Regions from separate parts of the Homo sapiens genome. Here region 2 is linked to region 1. The links are chromatin loops, found by intact Hi-C in ENCODE. Cell type or tissue: natural killer cell. All regions are shown on one strand. Each heading gives the region's core, and the rest is flanking DNA. Links, peaks and the distances in the headings are about the cores only.

The links. A loop is a pair of places that touch in the nucleus more often than their neighbours do. Peaks named below come from ENCODE experiments on the same cell type or tissue, not always from the same donor. Only the 100,000 strongest peaks of a DNase experiment are listed, where the experiment ranks them.
Region 2: it touches region 1 in a loop (2.9-fold over the local background); 1 of 110 quality-filtered maps calls a loop at or near these places.

What each region holds. Positions count from the first base shown.
Region 1 is chr14:65,922,598-65,933,038 of GRCh38, reverse strand. No RefSeq gene overlaps it. Among named protein-coding and RNA genes, the nearest start is that of LINC02290, 180 kb to the left of the region's middle. RefSeq lists an enhancer at 3,504-4,041. In natural killer cell, for the core only: no CTCF peak of the experiment used is centred there; DNase peaks (open chromatin) are centred at 4,928 and 5,928; H3K27ac peaks cover 2,619 bases.
Region 2 is chr14:65,786,732-65,797,172 of GRCh38, reverse strand. LOC107984641 (a long non-coding RNA gene) reads right to left here and starts at 8,309. Exons shown (of 2, transcript XR_001750930.2): 1 at 7,749-8,309; 2 at 6,443-6,873. In natural killer cell, for the core only: no CTCF peak of the experiment used is centred there; a DNase peak (open chromatin) is centred at 5,532; H3K27ac peaks cover 511 bases; H3K27me3 peaks cover 160 bases.

The DNA.
Region 1 (10,441 bases), core at 1,965-6,964:
ATGTCTTCCCATCTTCACCTATTAGGTACATTTAAAAACATATACAAGAAATTGAAACTAGCACAGAATCAGATAAAAATCAATAGAAGTAAATAATACCATGTTTTCTTCCTTCATCTCAAAAGATTGTCTAGGTCCAACTCATTCTGAAGACCCCTGCTCTAAATCTCATGGAACTTGCATTAATCAGCTTGGCTACCATAACAAGATCCCATAGAGCAGGTGGCTTAAACAACAGAAAATCATTTTCTCATACTTCTGGAAGCTGGAAGTTCAAGAGCAAGATGCCAGCAGGGTTGGTTTCTGGTAAGGCCGTACTTCCTGGCTTGCAGAAGGGCACTCTCCTGCTGCCTTTTCACATGGTCTCCCTCTGTGACTGCACACCCCTGGTGTCTCTCTGGTGTCCAAATCTCCTTTTATTATTTATTTATTTACTTATTTTTGAGATGGAGTCTTGCTGTGTCGCCCAGGCTGGAGTGCAGTGGCGCAATCCTGGCTCACTGCAACCTTCGCCTCCCAGGTTCAAGCAATTCTCATGCCTCAGCCTCCTGAGTAGCTGGGACTATAGGTATGCGCAACCACACCCGGCTAATTTTTGTATTTTTTGTAGAGATGAGGCTTCACCATGTTGACCAGGCTAGTCTCAAACTCCTGACGTCAAGTGATCTGCCCGCCTCGGCCTCCCAAAGTTCTGGGATTACAGGCATGAGCCACCATACCCGGCCCACATTTCCTTCTATTATAAGGACATATGAATCTGGTGGTGGTGGGGAAGGACACAATGCAGCCCATACTAAAGCCTCTTACATATGAAAGTCCAGATGCTCCCACAGGAAAAAAGGAGAAGCTGCTGTTTGACACTGGTGCCCAGGGGAAGTGTCTTGGGGTTCTATCTGTCCTTACACCATTAGTTACATGCACTTGCATTGCAACCCCCCGGGGGTAATGTTGCCCCTGTGATAACCATAGGATCACCTTTCTCAGAAGCCAGAGCTGATCTTTCTAATGTCAGGTAATGTCAGGCCACTGGCTGACTTCCCAGAGCTGACAGGTCACTTGCTCCCCAACCTCACAAAGGAGAAAGGCAAGAGAACTTCCTCCCCAAGAGCCTTGGACAGTCCTGGCTGGTCCTTCCTCAGTCTCTCTCAGCTGCAGAAGCACAAGCCAAGGCACTAAGGAGTTAGTATCAGAAGATCCCGTGATGAGCCTAGTCCATGAAACTCCTTCCAATATGGTGCAGAGGCAGGGCTGGTCCTTGGCAACACCTTCAATAGTATCCTTTTACATATTTGCCTCCCTCTTTGAACATCCTCTAATTTCAAAATCGTTCAGGGCTAATGCCATAGTGGACGGGCCTCCATGATTCATATGCCCAGGTGATTCCTACTTTTTAAGAGACTCAAGTGTATGTTGGGGTGGGGTGGGGTGGGGTAGGACAAAACCAATCCAAAGGAGTTAATCTCTAATGCTGGAATTTCAGATACTAGGAAATTCTAGGTTAGGAAACTATTTGAGAAGTAGCAGAACCTTCCTTGGCCATTCAAATCACCTCTGGACAAGAGATACTGATGTTGGCTACAGTATTCCTATCATTCAAAAGCTACCACTTCCTCTGTGGAACAACTCTTGTCCAAAAGGGACATCAGTGAGAGGGGTTAGGATCTGACTTCAGATGATGTTGACTCCAAGTTATTGATTCCAGGCTAGGGAGCAAGCTAGACAGTGACCGTCTCCAATAATGAACAGATGAAGTGAATCAGTGGATTGGTGGGAGGCTAACATGAGGCTCTGGAACTCTGCCACCTGAGTTCCAGTTCTGGGTCGGCCACGTCCTTCCTGCTATACTCTCTATGCCCCGTTTTCTTATTTTAAAATTGGGATAACAGTAATGTCTATTTCATGGCATTGTTAAGGGTTTTAAATGAGATAATACAAGTTCTTAGCATAATGCCTGACTTTTAACAAGCTCCCAGCCAATGTTAGCCGCTGTCATTCCCAAGGGTCTACCAAGTCAGAAGGCCTGAAATCAGGCAAGAGCATGGCAAGCTTGCCTCTCTTCAAAAGTGATGGAGATCTGCAGGAAGAAGGACCCATAATAAGAATTTTTTCTATTAATACAATAAAATATAAATATGCAGAATGAGTATTTATTTATTTTTGAGATGAGGTCTCAACTCTGTCACCAGGCTAGGGTGTTGTGGCATGATCTTGGCTCACTGCAACCTCCACCTTTCAGACTTAAGCAATCCTCTGACCTCAGTGTCCCGAGTAGTCGGGTCCCCAGGTGCATGCCACCAGACCTGGCTAATTTTTTGTAGTTTTGATAAAGACAGGGTCTTGCATTTTGCCCAAGTTGGTCTCGAACTCTTCAGCTCAAGTGATTCCCCTACCTGGACCTCCCAAAATGCTGGGATTACAGTCATGAGCCACTGTGCCCACCCAAGCATTTAAAAATACATAATGCAGAATAGTGGAGGCTTTTCAGGGCAAAATGGAGACAGGCTTTAAAAGGCAAATGCTGATTTTGAATTCCTGGAAATACTGTGAAGAGATGAGGTGAACGCTATCCAGGGGCTTTAGCATTGGGAGGTGATGGTGAGAATAAGAAGGAAAATTAGCCAGGAAAATTTTAACCTTGAAAATCAGAGCCCAAAACAATGGGTCTTAAGTTTTTGGGGATCACAAATCCCTCAGAGCATCTGATAGCTATAAACATTCTCCCCAAAAACCCCTCACATTCACATAAAACTCTAGATATAATCCCAGGGTGACCCTGGACTCCCTAGATCCTGAAGGAACCTGTGACCCCAGATTAAGAATCTCTTATAGAAGGAAAAGCCCACAGATGACATGGCTTGATGTCAGAGAAGATCTGGAAGCATGCGCATAAAGCTCAGACACTGAGCCCGGCCAAATGGGCCCTAAGGAAGCCACCTGGGCCATAGCCCCAGCCTGGCCATGTAGAATGTATATCTGAAAGTGGCCCCCCTGTGGCTATAGAGTTATGTGGACACCTACCAATGGTATGTGCTGGACTCCAAGGACCAAGGTGGGCAGTGGGGTATAGTTGGAGTTGGGGGACAGCAGGGAAGGAGCAGGGAAGGAGCAGAGCAGCCCACGGCAGCAGTCATTTCCCTTTGGTGAAGAAGCCCTCCCCCTGTAAGTAAAGGGAAGTCAGGGAAGTGTGACCTGAACTCAGAGAGGAAGGCTGCAGACCTCACAATGGTGTGCCTGCCACCGCTCTGCAGATCTGTTGGGTTCCTAGAAGTCGCCCTGGACCCCATTCTCTCCCCGCCCTGCTTTCTGGTTATCCCACACATCATCTCCCTTTTGCCTCCTTCCCACCACCCTGGCCCTCAACAGTCACCCAGACTCCTAGGAGTCGCATCCCCACCATCGCTGCCCCTTTAGCCCTCTGGGATTTATGATCCACGCTGCAGCCAGAGTGCTCTCCAGAATCACATCCAGCTTCCTGCGTGCAGCTTCAAAGCTGTGTGGTGGGCGTGTTCCCACCCCCCAGCCACTTCTCTTGACCCCACCACCTGATGGGACCCATTGGCTGAGCACCCTGTGGTCCAGCTCCCTTTCGACCCCCCAGGGCTCTCAGCCTCCCCAGCCCCAAACCCTTTGCCTGGCCAACTCTACACATCATTTAGGTCACTTGTCGCCTCCTTTAGGAAGTCTTTCCCAGCCTCTTCTCCACCCCGCAGCATCTCTTACCACTACCCTAAACTCCAGCCAGAGGGACTATGGTCTCTGCAGTCCCCTCTAAGCACTCTCCTGGGCTCCAGGCCATTCCTCCTCCTGCCTCAGCTCAGCTGGTGCCACTCCCTCCAGAGGCCTTCAAAGCCTTCCAGAGGGCTAGGGCTCCCACATGCGCTCAGCTCCTGGCTTTCTCCCTGCAGAGGTCTTGCCTCACCTGTGGGCTACATGCTCTTTCCCAAAAGGGTCTGTGCCTTGTTTACTTGTCCTGGGTAGTATTGGGTTGTTGTGAGGATGAATGAGTGGCATGTAGGTGAAGCACTTAGAACAGTGCCTGGAAAACATCAGGAGCAACTGTTAGTTCTATTATTCTTATTGCTGTTATCATCACCATCATTATTATTATCATTGACTGCTATAACCCCAGTGCCTGATATAGGGAGATATCCAATAAGTTTTTGTTGAATGGATGGATGGAAGGATGGATGGATGATAAAATTGTGTATTATTGCAGTCATCCTCAGTGCTTTTTATTTTCGTTTCAATGCCTTTTTTAAAAATCACTTCGTGTTCTTCAAAATATCCTGGGGAGGATTCTGGATCTGGCAAACCCTGAGGCTGAAGTGTAGAAAGACCATCCAAGAATCACGCCAGAAGGGGACAGAATGCAGCAATCCAGGTCCTTGCACCCCTCTCCTTCAGGATTCACCTTCCAGGAGAGTTTGAGAGGTCTACCTCTCAGATCAGCATTGGGAGGAGATGGGGAGAATTTCAGGACCAAAGAATGGGGTCCCATTGTGCTTCCTGAGTCTTCATGCTCTACTACTGCTGCCCAGGGCAGGGGGTGGGGGCCGTGATTGAGCACATTCAATCCCACTGAGATTTCATTAACTTGCATTCATTTGTGTCACTTAATTATTGTGAACGGGATCCTTCTCTAATAAATGTGTTTTCCTAACCCACAGCCTCTGGGCTATCATTCTAACCATATCTATTATGACTGAATGGCTTCTTGGAAACAGAGTGGCCTTCTTTGTATTTGGAGCTAAGTAGGGCATACTAAAGAGCTTCCCGCCCTCCAGAAAAGGGGGGTGGACAGGCAAGGACTCCGTGCTCTGGGGACCCAGCCTCCCGCTCCTTCATTGTGAATCACCTGCTGAAATAAAGGATCTGGAGCCTGGTGTGTTTATACAGCAGCGCGCCAGGCGACAGCTAAGGTGTTACACCGCAGCCTTCCAGGAAGGGGCAGGGGCCTGCTTGTGGGTTTAAATAACACGGCAACTGAGAAAGCTTATTCATCTTGATCTGTTGGCCTCATCAGTGAAGTGAAGGTGCTGAGATAACATCAAGCGAAAAGCAGCCCCACCCTGGGGGAAAATTTAGATCCTAGGTCTTTCTCATGAACATTCCTATTTAAAAGGAATTCTGTGCCTGCGCAGGGTTTTGTTTCCCTCTGCAAACTCCCTCTGTTTGAGTTAGAATTCTTCTTTCCTCTCTTGCCCTCCAAAATAGATCTCACTGGGCAGCAGAAGCTGGGTTCTTAAAAACAAGCAATTGTATTTAATTGCAAACTCCACAAACAAATGAGCAGCTGTATCTGTATTGATGAATGAATGTCTTTTGTCTTTACAGATACTTTAAAAAATGCATAGTCAACAGAGAACTGTATGCTATTTGGGAAATAGATTTACCTTCTTAATTATATTTTTACTTGTCCTTAGATTAAAATTAGTTTGCTTTGCCTGAGCTGACACTGCCTTGGGTGGTGAGAGATGATTAGAGAGAATCCTGCGGGGAGGAAAAGCTGATCTGATATGAAATATCTGGGGCCAAGGTCCTGTAGGGGGATGGTCTTTGAGGACTCAAAGAGCTGAGGGTTACTTGGGGCTCCTTTCCCTCAGTTTTACAGAAGGTACTTCTGGCTGGCAAAGATGTCACTGATCAGTTTTCAGGAGGAATTATTGTGGCTCACTGAAGAAGGTGTCTCTCCAAACTCACAGATCCTAATGATCACTTTATCAACAGAGAAATGAAATCTAGGATGGGGTCTCTGTGCTTGGCCGGAGACCCTGCATCCTCTTTAGCCAGGATTCTCTTGTGGAGATAAGGAGCTTCATCAGTAATTGTGGATCTTACTAACTCCACCCAGCTAAGACTTGAAGTTCTGGTCTAAATGAGCAACAAACATTGAGGTTGTTGGGGTTTTACAAGCCCTCCCAGCCCTTGTGCTGGCAAAAGAGGAAGCCTGTGCATGAAAGCCAGACTTTGCCATAGCAATGATGCAACTCCATGAGTGGAAGAACACCAGGGTTCTTCGTCTCAAGTCGAATTAGATAAAATAACACGGACACACGTGGAGTCGTTTTAAGGACTGGAGAGTTTAATAGGTAAGAAAGAAGGGAAAAGAAAGAAAGCAGCAGCTCCCCTGTACAGAGATGGGGGGGGTAGGGGGCGGCTCCAAAGCGAGAGAGGGGACCCCAAGTACGCAGAAACCAGCCAGGTATATGGAGAGGCTGGAGGAAGCAGTATCTGATTTGCATAGGGCTCAGAGGATTGGTTTGACCAGGCATGTCATTCACGTAGCCCTTGAAAAAACTGACTCTCCCACCCTAGCCTTTTAATATGCAAATACAGGGCGCCATAATGTTCTACACACGTGGGGATATGTGGGGGCAGCCATGTTGCCAGGAACATGTGGGGCAAGGGGAAGAAGGAGGCAGGCAGCAGGAATCCTCTTGTTGGGGTGGACCCAGTTTCTAATGGCCAACATTTGCATATGAAAGATTGCCTGCCCAGCTCTAAGAGCCAGGGCTTTCCTGCTAGACAAGAAATGTTTCTGGAGCTGCTTTAAAAGAGATGAAAACTTTCCAAGGACCGCTTTTCCTATCTGCCTAGAACAATTTTTAATACCTCCTATCGCAGCAAGTCCCCATGTAGTGGGACAGCAGAAAGTGTGTTCAGCAAGGAAGAGGTGCTGTGCCTTACTTCCAGCCTCACCTGCATAAACCTTCTGCTCCAGCCTTCATTCTCTCTTATCCAATGTGCTGGCCTATTAGAAGATCTAACAGGTAGAGACACTAAAGAAGGTTCTTTTGTGTATGCAAGACTGATCATGGAAAGCCTCTCATGAAACACCAGGTGTGAGCAAAAAATAAACTTCCGTTGTGTTAAACCACTGATATTTGGGAATTCGTCTGTTACAACAGCTAGCATTACTTAACTAATAAATCTTCATATTTAGGAAGTAATAGGGAACAGCTTTCTCTAAGTTATAGTTTCTTCCTCCCTTCCAATGACCCATATCTTGTATATACAAAGATGTCTTTGGAATGAATGGAAATTAGTTCATTAGTTCTAGAAAACACAGAAGTTAAGTGAGAGAGAAGTTTATCTCTTCCAAGAATATGTTGAGAAAAGGAAAGCAGATGAAAAGCATCTTGAAAGAGATTTTAAGCTTCTTAGTTGGTAAGAGTGATATTATAAGCCTCTTCTTTATAGTGCTTCCAGTATGTATGGAAAGTGATGAGTGGTGAGAAGTGGCATTACCATCTTATAAAGGAGAAACTGAGGCATGGTGAATGCTTTGCTGAGAAATCCTTCAAATCAGACCTGCTGGGTTTGTGACCCCCCATTCTACCAGCTTAATGAGACTGTGCAAATAAGACCAGTGTTATAGCCCTATTGAGAGACAGGACTAGCTGGATTTCCTAGGCCAACTAAGAATCCCTAAGCCTAGCTGGGAGGGTGACCACTTACACCTTTAAACACGGGGCTTGCAACTTAGCTCACACGCAACCAATCAGATAGTAAGGAGAGCTCACTAAAATGATAATTAGGCAAAAACAGGAGGTAAAGAAATAGCCAATCATCTGCTGCCCGAGAGCACAGTGGAAGGGACAAGGATCGGGATATAAACCCAGGCATTTGAGCTGGCAACGGCAACCCCCTTTGGGTCCCCTCCTCTTTTATGGGAGCTCTGTTTTCACTCTATTTCACGCTATTAAATCTTGCAACTGCACTCTTCTGGTCCATGTTTGTTACAGCTCGAGTTCACTCGCTGTCCACCACTGCTGTTTGCCACCATCACAGACCTGCCGCTGACTCCCAACCCTCCGGATCCGGCAGGGTGTCCGCTGTGCTCCTGATTCAGCGAGGTGCCCATTGCCGCTCCTGATAGGGCTAAAGGCTTGCTATTGTCCCTGCACGGCTAAGTGCCCGGGTCCATCCTAATCGAGCTGAACACTAGTCACTGGCTTCCACGGTTCTCTTCCGTGACCCACGGCTTCTAATAGAGCTATAACACTCACTGCATGGCCCAAGATTCCATTCCTTGGAATCCATGAGGCCAAGAACCCCAAGTCAGAGAACACAAGGCTTGCCACCATCTTGGAAGTGGCCCGCCACCATCTTGGAAGATGCTCGCCACCATCTTGGGAGCTCTGTGAGCAAGGACCCCCGGTAACACTATCAAAGGAAGTAGGTGGCTGGGTGCAGTGGCTCATGCCTATAATCCCAGCACTTTGGGAGGCTGAGGTGGGCGGATCACGAGGTCAGGAGATCGAGACCATCCTGGCTATCACGGTGAAACACCATCTCTATGAAAAACACAAAAAATTAGCCAGGCATGGTGGCGTGCACCTGTAGTCCCAGCTACTCGGGAGGCTGAAGCAGGAGAATCACTTGAATCCGGGAGGTGGAGTTTGCAGTGAGCCGAGATTGTGCCACTGCACTCCAGCCTGGGCGACAGAGCAAGACTCCGTCTCAAAAACAAAAACAAAAAAAAGTAGGTTAAAAAAAAAAAAAGGAAGTAGGTGTCAGATTCTCCTCTACAGTAATCCCCCTTATCCATGGCGTATATGTTCCAAGACCCCCATATCCTGGGGGTCTGAAGTGCCTAAGTTTTAGTCTGGATGACTGAAACCATGGATAGTATTGAAACCTATATATATATATTACGCACAAATTTCGTTTTCCTTTTTCACAATTTCAGATAGAATATTCATCCTTATTTAATATCTAAGCAACCTGAGCATATGATTTTTTAAATTTCCTTATAAGTCAAGAACTTTCACCTTTTCACTTAAAGTAGGCACTTCACAGCTTCTCTTTGGCATATCCGAATTGCCAGCATCATACCTCTTGCGCTTTGGGGCCATTATTAAGTAAAATAAGGGTGACTTGAACACAAGCTATACGATACCTTGACACTTGATCAGATAACAGCCAGCTCCTAAGTGATTCGTAGGAGGGGACATGCAGAGCATGGATGTGCTAGACAAAGAAATGATTCAATCCCAGGCAGGACAGAGAGGGAAAGTGGGAGATTTCATCACACTCTTGGAATGGCATGTAATTTAAAACTTATGAATTGTTTTTTTCTGGAATTTTTCATTTCATATTTTCAATGATTGACCAAAGGTAACTGAAACTTGGGAAAGTGAAACTGTGGATAAGGGGGGACTACTGTACCGTGAAACACACAAAGAGAAAAGGCACACCGAAATCACCACTTTTCCTACAATCCTTTCCTAATTTAAATTCTAATTAGATAAATCCAGAAGTAGGGGAGATTACAGAGGATGGGGACGAAGCTCCACCCTGGGAGAATAATCAGAGACGTTGTGAAGAAATGGGTAGGAGTAGAAGAGGAAGAACAGGATTTGACAGAAAGAATGCTCCTTTTTCTTGCATTGACCATCCCTTGAGAATCATCATGAGGTCCAGGAACGGTGTTGGGGGCACTGGAGACACGCTCAATGCTCTGTGCAAACAGGCCTTGAGTGGGCACTTTCCATACCTGGAGCCTGCTAAGATTTAGAAGGGTTAGTGGGGAAGGTTGGAGGGTGTCGGAAGGGTAGATCCCAGGTTGTTTGTTGCCTCGTTTTATATAATTAACCCACCGTAGGCCGGGCATGGTGGCTCATGCCTGTAATCCCAGCACTTTGGGAGGCCAAGGTGGGTGGATCACCTGAGGTCAGGAGTTCGAGACCAGCCTGACCAATATGGTGAAACCTGGTCTCTACTAAAAATATAAAAATTAGCCAGGTGTGGTGGCATGTGCCTGTAGCCCAGCTACTCAGGAGGTTGAGACAGGAGAATTGCTTGAACCCCAGAGGCGGAGTTTGAAGTGAGCTGAGATCGTGCCACTGCACTCAGCCTGGGCAACAGAGCAAGACTCCATCTCAAAAAAAAAAAAAAAAAAATTTAACCCACTGTAGTCTAGGCTGCGCTTTCAGGGCAGATTTAGCCCTTCACAGACAGAGTCACGGTGCTGTCCAATGACATTTGCATAATAAAGGAAATGTTCTCCAATTCTGTGGTAGCCACTAGCCACATGTGGCTACTGAGCATCTGAAATGTGACTAGTGCAACTAAGAAACTGAATTTTAAATTTTGCTTTAGTTAATTTAAGCTTAAATATCCACATGTGACTAGTGGCTACGATCGTGGATGGCAATGTGAATTAGGGTGTGGTGAGGTTACCAGTGGCATCATGAGAGCTTTAAGCTTTCTCCAGCCCACCGGAAGGAAGGTCAAGCTCATCAGGGGCACTACAGATATTCTTGGTAAAACTTATCTGAAACACATTGTTGAAAATTAAAGCTTCTGGACCTGCAACTCATGAAGAAATTCTACAATTCTTGTACTCTTTTTTTCTCTATCATTTGCTCCATCTCAGATTGCTAAAAAAAACAATGGGTTTGGAAAAGTATCCAAACATGGCCCTTAAACCCTTTGT
Region 2 (10,441 bases), core at 3,023-8,022, 140 kb after region 1:
TCAGGGGTCGTGTCAGGGTCCAGGGCAGTGAGTATTAATAGTTGGATTGTTGCCTGCAGTCCAGTGCTAAGCAGGCATTCAGAGTGTGGGCTCTGCCATCAGCTGGGCTAGTGTAGGACCCCCTCTTACCACCTGCGTGACTGTAAACAAGTAACTTTTCTAATTTGTTAAGTGGAGATAAAAGGAGATCTACTTCATAGGGTTACTACGCATGTAAAATGCTTACTCAAAAGTTGGTTACTATGAGGATAATAATATTGGCTTCCAAATAACATTACAGACTAGCTTAATTAAACTTTTATGAGCTAGATCATGTGCTTCAATTTTCTTATCTATAAAATACTACATTCAAGTTCTTATTATATGATAAAAATGATGAGCTATTTACAAGGGAACAACAATAATAGAAATTTAGGGCCCATCTAAGTACATCCTAACCCCTGACCAGAAATTGTGACGGCTTAGTTTCTAGAAAATAAAGCCGTCACATGTTCTGCTTCCTTAAAGAAAGTTTGAGCAAATTTTAAACGCTCCTTGGGGAAAAACTAAAATGAGTAATTCTAGAACCAGGACAGAGAAAAGAAAGAATGGATCAACTCAACCACATTCTATAAGCCCTTCTAGCTGTAGCCCTTTACTTCCCAAGAATGTTGATGACAAACACTAAACATCATTATGACCCTAATAAAATTTAGGGTCCTACACGATCAGTCTGTGCACATTCAAAATTGCACAATACAGGGGCCACATGTAATTAAAGGGAACTGCTCATCTTCACTTGTAGCTCACAAAGTACATTCAAAGAGATTCGATTCCTAACTCAGCACAACACATCTCAACTCGCCTCCTCTCTGCGTGATGCTGTCTGGGAGATCCTCTAAACCTCAAATTCTTCCTTCAGCCCCAGCACCTGAGAAGGGAGACAGATCTTTCTCGTGTCTCCTCCGCAGTCACTCTCTGTATTGACTGATTTGTTCCTCTGTCATCCCACTCCCAACTCTTTTAACTTATCCCCCTCGCTCCACATCACAAAAGATCCTGGACCAGGGCTGGCAAAATCTCTCCTTTCCTGGAGGATTGAATGGAGGCAAGTAGTGTGGGTAGAAGGCGGTCATTGTCTTCCCAGCATCCATCGCCTCCTCTTTTAGTAGCTGCAAATTTTGATTTCCTTTGCTGACTGCGGGTCATTTTAGTGGAACTGCCAATGAGTACCTGGCCAAGGGGAGAGCACGTGACTCAGGCAAGATGAGGCCAACCCTCCCCATTCATTCTCATGGCAGTCCCTGGTTCTACCCTGGCTGGTTCCTGCCTCTCACCAGCTCTAGCTGCCCAGATCACTGACATCATTTTCCCAGCCTAATTCTTCTGTCTTCCCTTGGACTCTGTGAGCTGTCTAAAGTACTTCCAACAAATTTGTCTGCTTAACTTACCCAAGTTGATTATTGTTGTTTGCAACCAAAGAACACAAGCTGATATCTAAAACTCACTTTTTAATTTAATTTTTTTTTTTTTGACAGGGTCTCACTCTGTCACCTAGGGTGGAGTGCAGTGGCACAATCTTAGCTCACTGCAGCCTTGACCTTGTCAGGCTCAGGTGATCCTCCCACTTCAGTCTCACAAGTAGCTGGAGCTACAGGCACATGCCACCTCGCCTAGCTAATTTTTTGTTTTTTGTAGAGATGGGGTTTTGCCATGTTCCCCAGGCTGGTCTCAAACTCCTGGGCTCAAGCGATCCTCCCACCTTGACCTCCCAAAGTGCTGGGATTACAGGCGTGAGCCACTGTACCTGGCCTAAAACTCACATATTAATAAATCTTGTCGTCACCTTAGTTTGTAAGAATATGGTGCAGCATGGACTAGTGAACCTAATCTTAACTGATGCAGTTATTACAACTCCAGTCAAAAGTTAGCTTTTATGAAACCTGCTTTTTACTACTTATGTCTATCCCCCACGAAAATCATTTGAGCATGTTGAAAATTCCTAGTGAAGAAAGGAATCACGGCTACTCATTTTGTAAAACCTACATTTACCCTCTAGAGGCTACTCAGAGTAATAAAAACCACACATGGCAAGGTGTCAAAATATTTGGCCTCTCTCATTTACTGGCCGTGTATCTGCAGCTCAATCATTTAATTTCCCTGACCTTCATTTACCTTGTGTATAAAAATACAGATAATAATATCAGCTCTTTCTACTTCTCAAGGTGATTGTGAGGTCCAAATTAGAAAATCAAATGAAAAAATGCCTTGGGAATCATTAACTTTGGGCCTATGGCCCAGGCAAAAATTAAAGCCAACTATGGGCACTGTCTTCTCCTAACTGGTTCTTCTTCCTCTTACCTCCTGGCTTAGCTATTCTCTTCACTGCTTCCCCCTCCCTTCCCGCTGTTATAGTCCCTGTGAGTAAAATTGCCCTTTCTCAGCTACCATCACGGGTCTGGATGAAATACGCCAGATGAAATACAGGTATGTCAGGATCAGTAGTATCATCCTTTTACAACGTGAATTCCTAATTAGACTGCGTCCATCTCAGTTTTTTAAAAAATGAATTTGTACGCAGTACCTAACTTCAGACCACAGCATGGAGGCACACACTCAACACAACCCAGAGGGACGATGATGGGCCCACTCGAAGTGGAGTCTCCTGGGCTTAGGAGAACCGAGATCCTCTCTGAGCTTTGCTTTTTTTTTTTTTTTTTTTCTATTAGAAATCAAGATGGAAGAAAAATGTTCCTCATTCTGCACTCTTGAAAGTAAGAAATTGTTACTTTATTGCAACTTGGTTAGCTAGAGATCTTAACCAAAACCTGCAATTATAAATGGTTTCTACTCAAATTTCTGTTAAAAACAAACAAACCACATTCTAAGAAGAGGAGGGAAGTGCCTGGTGGAGAGAGAAGTGGAGGCAGAAACTCTGAAGATGTAGACAGCAAAGGAGCAGGACAAGATGCCCAGAGTCCAGAGGCCACGGCTGAGGAGTGTGGGGAGTTGAGGGCAGAATTCTGTGGTTACCATGGGGCTTACGTTCAGAGCAAGCCACGGGCTCCACTGCCTCTTCTGCCCCATAGTGACGAACTACTTAATGAGAGCCACTGGAGCTTTTCCTAGGGACTACCAGCAAGTTGCTTTCCAGGACACTGTAGCCTGTTAATAATGTAACAGCAATCATCGCTGAGCTCTCACCAACTGCCAAGATGCCACACTAAATTCTTTTAAAACTCTTGCAGGTAGGTACTGGGGTCAATTGTATTGTCATCTGAGTATTTACTGCCCTTCCAAGGGAGAGCGGATACTCTTTTCCCCATTGATTTGGATGTCACCAATGATCCCCTCACCCCACCTTCTGCCACTGAAATGGCAAGCGACCCAGACAGGTGCTCCTGTGTTAGCCAGGGCCAGAGAGAAGATGACAGGGAGCGGCAGAGCTGCAACTGCTTCACCATGAACATGAGCATGAGCAAGAAATAAACCTTTGTGCTTGTTTAATACCGCACAATGTATTTAAGCTGACATTATCATGGGGCCGTTGGAGGCTCAGAGAGGGTAACGACCCAAGGTCACACTGCCAGTGGGTGGCAGCGTCCTTCTGAGTGAGCATGTCGCCATATCCTTCCTGGACACCCTCTCCCTGTTGCCCCTCTTCAGCCACCTGCCCTCATGTGCATCTTACCTGGCGTTGGCTCTCCATGAAAGCCAACGACAAAGGCAGCCCTCACTTCTCACCTCGGTTGGCTTCTCTTTAGCACAGGCGCTGCTAACCATTTCCTCCTTCCTCAAATGCTCCCGTGGGAACCTCCATGACCTTGCCTCTCTCCGGACCTCTTTTGGCATTTCTTTATCCCCCCCGCCAGGCAGCCTTGACTTTGTAGTTACAGCAGAGGCTTTACAATCAGACTGACTCCACAAGATCAAATATACAGTCTTTATTTCACCAGCTGTGTGATCGTGGGCAAGTCACTCATCCTCTCTGAGCCCCGGGTTCGTAAATAGAAAACTGGAATAAGAACACCTCCCTTGGCCGGGCGCGGTGGCTCACGCCTGTAATCCCAGCACTTTGGGAGGCCAATATGGGTGGATCACCTGAGGTCAGGAGTTCGAGACCAGCCTGGCCAACATGGCAAAACCCCATCTCTACTAAAAATACAAAAAATTAGCTGGGCCTGGTGGAGGGCGCCTAGAATTCCAGCTACTTGGAAGGCTGAGGCAGGAGAATTGCTTCAACCCGGGAGGCAGAGGTTGCAGTGAGCCGAGATCGCACCACTGCACTCCAGCCTGGGTGACAGAGTGAGACACTGTCTCAGAAAAAAAAAACCTCCCTTGCAGGCTGTGGTGAGCATCACTAAATGGGCAGGCATGAGAACGGGAACATGCCAACCAGGGGACTACCCAGGCCCTGTATGTGGGAGTCTTTCCCCACTCACTTGCCTGAGGAGCTGCTTTGTACTTCCTGACCCTACCCTTCTCCCTCTGGTCAGCCAATTCATAGGCTGTGCTGGACCCGTTAAGATTTTCTTAATGAGTCAAACTGTAAGATCCAGAAGCAAATCAGTTAGATCCATCTGCAGTTGTATCTGCGCAATCTTCAAATGTGTCCAGAATCTGACCTTTTCTGTCACCTCCTCAGCTTCTGCCCTAGTCCAGATCGTCATGTGTCATGCAGATGGCTGCAACAGTCTCCTACCTGCTCTCCTGGCTGCACCCTCCCTCCCAACTTCTGTCTCCACACAGTGCTCGGAGCTATGTGTGAGTGGCACCATGTCCCTCCACCACTCCCGTCTCACACCTCTTGTGGCTTTGCATGACTCGTTCCCGTGTTATCTCTTGGAATTCATGTCCGATGACTCCCTGTCTCCACTCCACCCAAAGCACATGGGTCTCCTGGCTGCTCTGTGGACACCTCAGACAATGCCCCACCTCAGGGGCTTTGCCCAGATTCTCCCATTTCCACTGCTGCACCTGCATCCTTCGGGTCTCTGCTCTGATGTCACTGGGGCAGAGAGGCCTCCCAGGTCAGCAGTTACCAAGACAGCCCCAGCCCACACCTCTCAGCTGCTTTCCAGACCCTCCTTAAGCTTCCTTTTTCCTCACAGCAGGATTGCCACCTGAAATATCTCTTTTTCTGTTGAATATCTGTCTCTTCCACAGGAATGTCACCTCCTGAGATCAGGGACTCTGCTTTGATATTCACTGCATCCCCAGTGCCAAAAGATACCTCCTGACATACATTTGTATTGAATGAGTGATTAGATGAATAATGCTGAACTCTTGAACTAAAAAGCCACAGTTGGGCCATGGGGAAGCAAGGAAGGCATCAGCAGAGAGAAACAGGGAGAGGAAGCAGACACATTCCTCCCAGAGAGCGAAGATGCCAGAGAGAGGGGAGAAGCACTGCTCCTGATGGCCAAGGCCAAGTCCCAGGGGGTCCAGCTGTTTCCTGCCTGCGATATGACAGCACCACAGACATACACGCACCATGCACACACAGACCACACACACCTCATACACACTATGTACCCACAGACTGCAGACACCACACACACACACAGACCACACACACCTCACACCTCACACACTATATACCCACAGACCACACACCCCCACCACCACACACGTACATACACATCACACACATGCACCTTACACCCCCCCATCCCCTACACACACACTTTCTGGAAAGCCTGGAGCAGGTTCCCGAGTCCTGCTGCTGCCGAGCCCACATGGTGGTGGTGCATCCAACACAGACCCAGAGCACAGCAGGCTCCTTTAGTGCGAGTTCCCCATCTCCCATCTACTGCCTTCACTATGAGCAGCTCTCACGCTTCAGAACTTACTCCAGTCTCCACTTCCCTAGAGTCTTGGTTCCTGTAGAGTCACAGCAGCAAATAGGCCCTCGCCCCAGCCCAGCCCTCCCCACCCCCGAACAGCGCTTCTGGTCTATCAGTGGGTCCGCGGAGCTCAGCATGTTCCATGCTGCTTCCCGTGCAAAACTGGCTCTCCACCCCAACTGCCCTGTCCGACAGCAGCGCCTTTGATTTTGTTATTCTGGTCAGCACCTAGAAAGTCATATTTAGCATCTATCTCCTTCACCCCTATATCTGTCCACACAGCTTGTCAATTCTCTCCAAACACTTCCTGAAGCCAACCTTCTTTTCCATTTCCACAATTAGAGATTATAGCACTTCACCCGGAAATCCTTCTCTAACCCCAGAAGAAATCAGGTCCCCATTTATACTCGAATAGCCCCTGCACTTTTATAGAATTGGCCATGGCTTTTAACAACATATTTTTGATATTATTTAATTAATGTCCCTCTCTCCCATTGCACTATAAACTCCCCTGTGGGAGTTTACATTCTGGTCCTTTACAATAGTATTTGTAAATACATAGTTAAAAATACTATCAGGCCATTCCCAATAAATGCCATTGGGTGAATGAATAGAGCTATTTTTTCCCTCTGTTTATTTTGCCCTCGCCCCCAGCTATAATGTAAGTTTCCCAAAGGATGGCGCTGTGTGTTGCTACTGCTTGCATCTGTGTCCCCAGCCCCTGTGCTTAGCACAAAACCAGGAGCACACTAGGTGCTCAGGAAATAAGGACTTATTGATTGCTGTGCCCTTGTCAATCATTCAGATGTTGAGTTTGTTTGGGGAAAGGCAAGTCCTCACTCCCAAGTGACCAGGCAGGCATCAGCCAGGCCCTACCAGCCCCAGCTACCCGACAATCAGGAACGTCAGCGTTTCCTCAGTGGCCCACCAGGCTGGCTCCTTCCTCTGCCTCCTGATAGGGCAGTAATTAGAAACAGCAGTCATCACCATGTCACATTCCCTGGAGCACCCTGCTGCAAGCACGGAACACATGTAGCTGTGAGACCACCTGCCAGGAAGAGAATAGAAGAGTCATTTGCTGAACATGCAGGGGTGAGGGCTAAGGGGACGAGCTGCTGCATAGCAAATAGCTGCCCCCTCTTCCCCAAAGCCCTAAATAATTTCTCCACTTAAAAAAAAAAGGAAAAAATACACAATTAATTTTTCATGTAGATCATCCCACTTGGAAGCTTAGGAAGGGCTGTGCATACTAACAGCCTGAAATGCCACACAGTTGGCCTGGCTTAGATAAAACCAAGGAGGGAATGAGTGGAGAAAAAGCCCAGTGGCCCTGGCCTGTGGCCCTCACTGAGGGCACCGACAGAGTGGAGGGTCTCTGCTGATTCTCTCTTGTCCTTAAGGGCCTGCTTCAGGCCATGTGGGGTCACCTTCACTGCCACGTTTACCATAATGACACTGGGAGGTAGGATTCATTGTCTTCATTTTATAGACGAGGAAACTGAGGCAAGGGGAAGTTAGGCTCCTCGGCCAAGGTCACCCAGCCAATGGGAGGCAAAATCAGGATTCCATGTCCAGCACTCAGCCCCTCTGCACTCCCGTGCACAGCGCTGTTTCCCAGCAGGCATTCAGGCAGACGCTGGGTGACCATCTGTCTGCGACAGAGGCAGGCTCTTCCTTTCTGGGAGGGAGGATGGGCTCCAGCAGAGTTGCCCAATCCAGATTTTCCTGCGCACGTGTTAAATGTTTATCTCCCTGCCTTCGCCCCAGAGTGAGGAAGGGAGGAGGAGAGGTGCAGAGGGGAAGAGGGGAAGAGGGCTCCACGTTCCTCGCGGCTCCTCAGTCCTCCAGCACTGCCACAGCAAGGGGGCTCAAAACATCAACACTGGCCAGATTCCCCGGGCCTGCATCCTCTCTGTCGCCCACCTGGCTGTGTGACCGTGGGCACATGGCTTAACAGCTCTACATTGTTGCCTAGGGCTGCCGTCCCAAAGTACCAGAGACCAGGTGGCTGGAAACAAAAGAAAAGTAATCTTTCACAGTTCTGGAGGCCAGAAGCCCAACATGAGACTGGCGTTGGTGTTGTTTCCTTCTGAGGGCTCTGAGAGAAGCTGCCCCAGGCTCTCCCCTGGTTTCTGGAGGCTGCCAGCCATCTTTGGTGTCCTTGACTTGTAGCTGCCTCACCCAGCCTCGACCTCTGTCCACATGGCATTCTCCGTGTCTCTCTCTCTCCTGTTCTCATGAGGACATCAATCACAATAGGTTATGAACCCAACTCTACTATGACGTCATTTCCACTAATTATGTCTGCAATACCCCTTTATCCAGATAAGGTCACATTCTGAGGTACTGGGGGGTTAGGACATCAACGTATCTTTTCCAGGGGACACAATTCAACCCATATCTATCTCTGTGCCTCTCTTTGGCGTAAAGGAAGAGAATAATAGTACATACAGTCACACATTGCTTAAAAACGGGCTTCCGATCTGAGCAATGTGTCATTAGGTGATTTTGTTGTTGTGCAAACATCACTGAGTGTACTTACACAAACCGAGATGGCATAGCCTACTACACACCTAGGCTATACGGTGTAGCCTATTGCTCCTAGGCTAGAAACCTACACAGCATGTTACTGTCCTGAATCCTGTAGGCAATTGTAACACAATAGTATTTGTGTATCTAAACATAGCTAAAGACAGAAAGGGTGCAGTAAAAATGTGGTATTATAATCTTACAGGACCACTGTCATATATGCAGTTTGTCATTGACTGAAACGTTGCTGTGTAGCACGTGGCTGTACTTCATAGGGTGTTTGTGAGGATTGAATAATTTAGTACATGGAGTGGGCTTAGAACAGTGCCTGGTGTAGAGTAAGAACCCGATAAAGTTGTGGGTGATTAATAATGCTGTCATTATAATTGTCTGCAGAAGAGAGGGAATTGTCCCTTTTTTTTTTTTAAACACTCACTGAAGAGACTCTATTTTCTTATAGAAACAAATGACTAGGCCCGATGTAGTGGCTCACACCTGTAATCTGAGCACTTCTGGAGGCCAAGGCAGGTGGATTACCCAAGGCCAGGAGACCAGTCTGGGCAACAGGGAGAAACCCTGTCTCTACTAAAAATACAAAAATTAGCCGGGTATGGCGGTGGGTGCCTGTAATCCCAGCTACTCAGGATGCTGAGGCAGGAGAATTGCTTGAACCCGGGAGGCAGAGGTTGCAGTGAGCCGAGATCATCCCACTTCACTCCAGCCTGGGAAACAGGGAGAGACTCCATCTCAAAAGAGAAAAAGAAAAGAAACAAGTGAATAGATGTTTAGATATTCACTAGCTAGGACTCTTGGTTGAATATAGCAGAAATCTACTCAGGCCAGCATTGGCAGAAAGAGCAAGTCAGTGCTATAGACTGAATGTTTGTGTCCCCTCAAAATCGATATTTTGAAACCTCACCCCCAAGGTGATGGTATTTGGAAGTGGGGCCTTTGGAGTTATTAGATTATGAGGGTGGAGCCCACATGAGTGATATTGGTGATATAGTTAGGAAATCAGAGAGTTTGTTTTTCCTTCTGCCATGTGAGGACACAGCAAGAAGACAGCCATCTATGAATGAGGATGTTCATAGGTGGATGCCTCAGGGCAACTAGGATGTCCTCACAGATACCACATCTGCTGGTGCCTTGATCTTGGACTTCCCAGCCTCTAGGACTGTGAGAAATAAATTCCCATTGCTTAAAAGCCACCCAGTCTATGGTATTCTGTTACAGCAGCCTGAATGGACTGAGACAGTGAGTAAAATGGAGGAACAAAAGCAGGAATTCCAAGAAGGCTTGAAAACCAGTATCTGGATGGCTGTGGGGAATTCAGGAAGCCTCCTTCTCTATGTTGTCTCTCTGCACATCCACTTTGCTCTTCAGCCTAACAGGACATAAATCCTCCTTACCTGTGTGATTTGGGGCAAATCAACCTTTTTGTACCTCAGTTTCCTTATCTGTGAATGGGGATGAGAATAGAGTTGCTGGGAGGGTAAATGAGTTATTACATATAAAGTGTGTAGCATGGCATAGAGGAAGACAGTATGAGAGTGCTAGCTTTTAGTATTAGTCTCCCTGTGTGGCTTCTCCTGCTATTCTGTCCACAAGGTAGAAGACACAGCTGCTGACTACTCCAGAGTTTTCCCAAATCCTCTCTTCAAGAGAGCTACCTGGGCTGTGGCTGAACCTCTTCTTGGTGACTGCAAGTTGCTGGAGAAGCATCTTCTGGCCAGCCTGGGTGGGGAGCCTACCCTTGTGGCCATGTGGATAGAGGAGGAGGCCTGGGAAAGAGGCCTGAGAGGCAGCCTGACTCATGTCCAAGGCCATCGCATCCTGTTCTAGATTCTTTTCTTCTGCTGAAAAGGTCTCTATAAGCACTAGATGTAAGTTTGCTGCCTAGACTTTCAATGTAAGCCAGATCACATCCTTCCCCATTTTCGCTGATTTCCCATGACACCTAGAGTAAGATCCACATGTGTGAGCTTTGTTTACAAGTCCCACCCAGATCCAGCCCCTGCCTGGTCCTCAGACCCTCCCCAGGCCTCTCACCCCTGCTGACATGCTGGCTTGCTTTCTGCTCCTTAAGC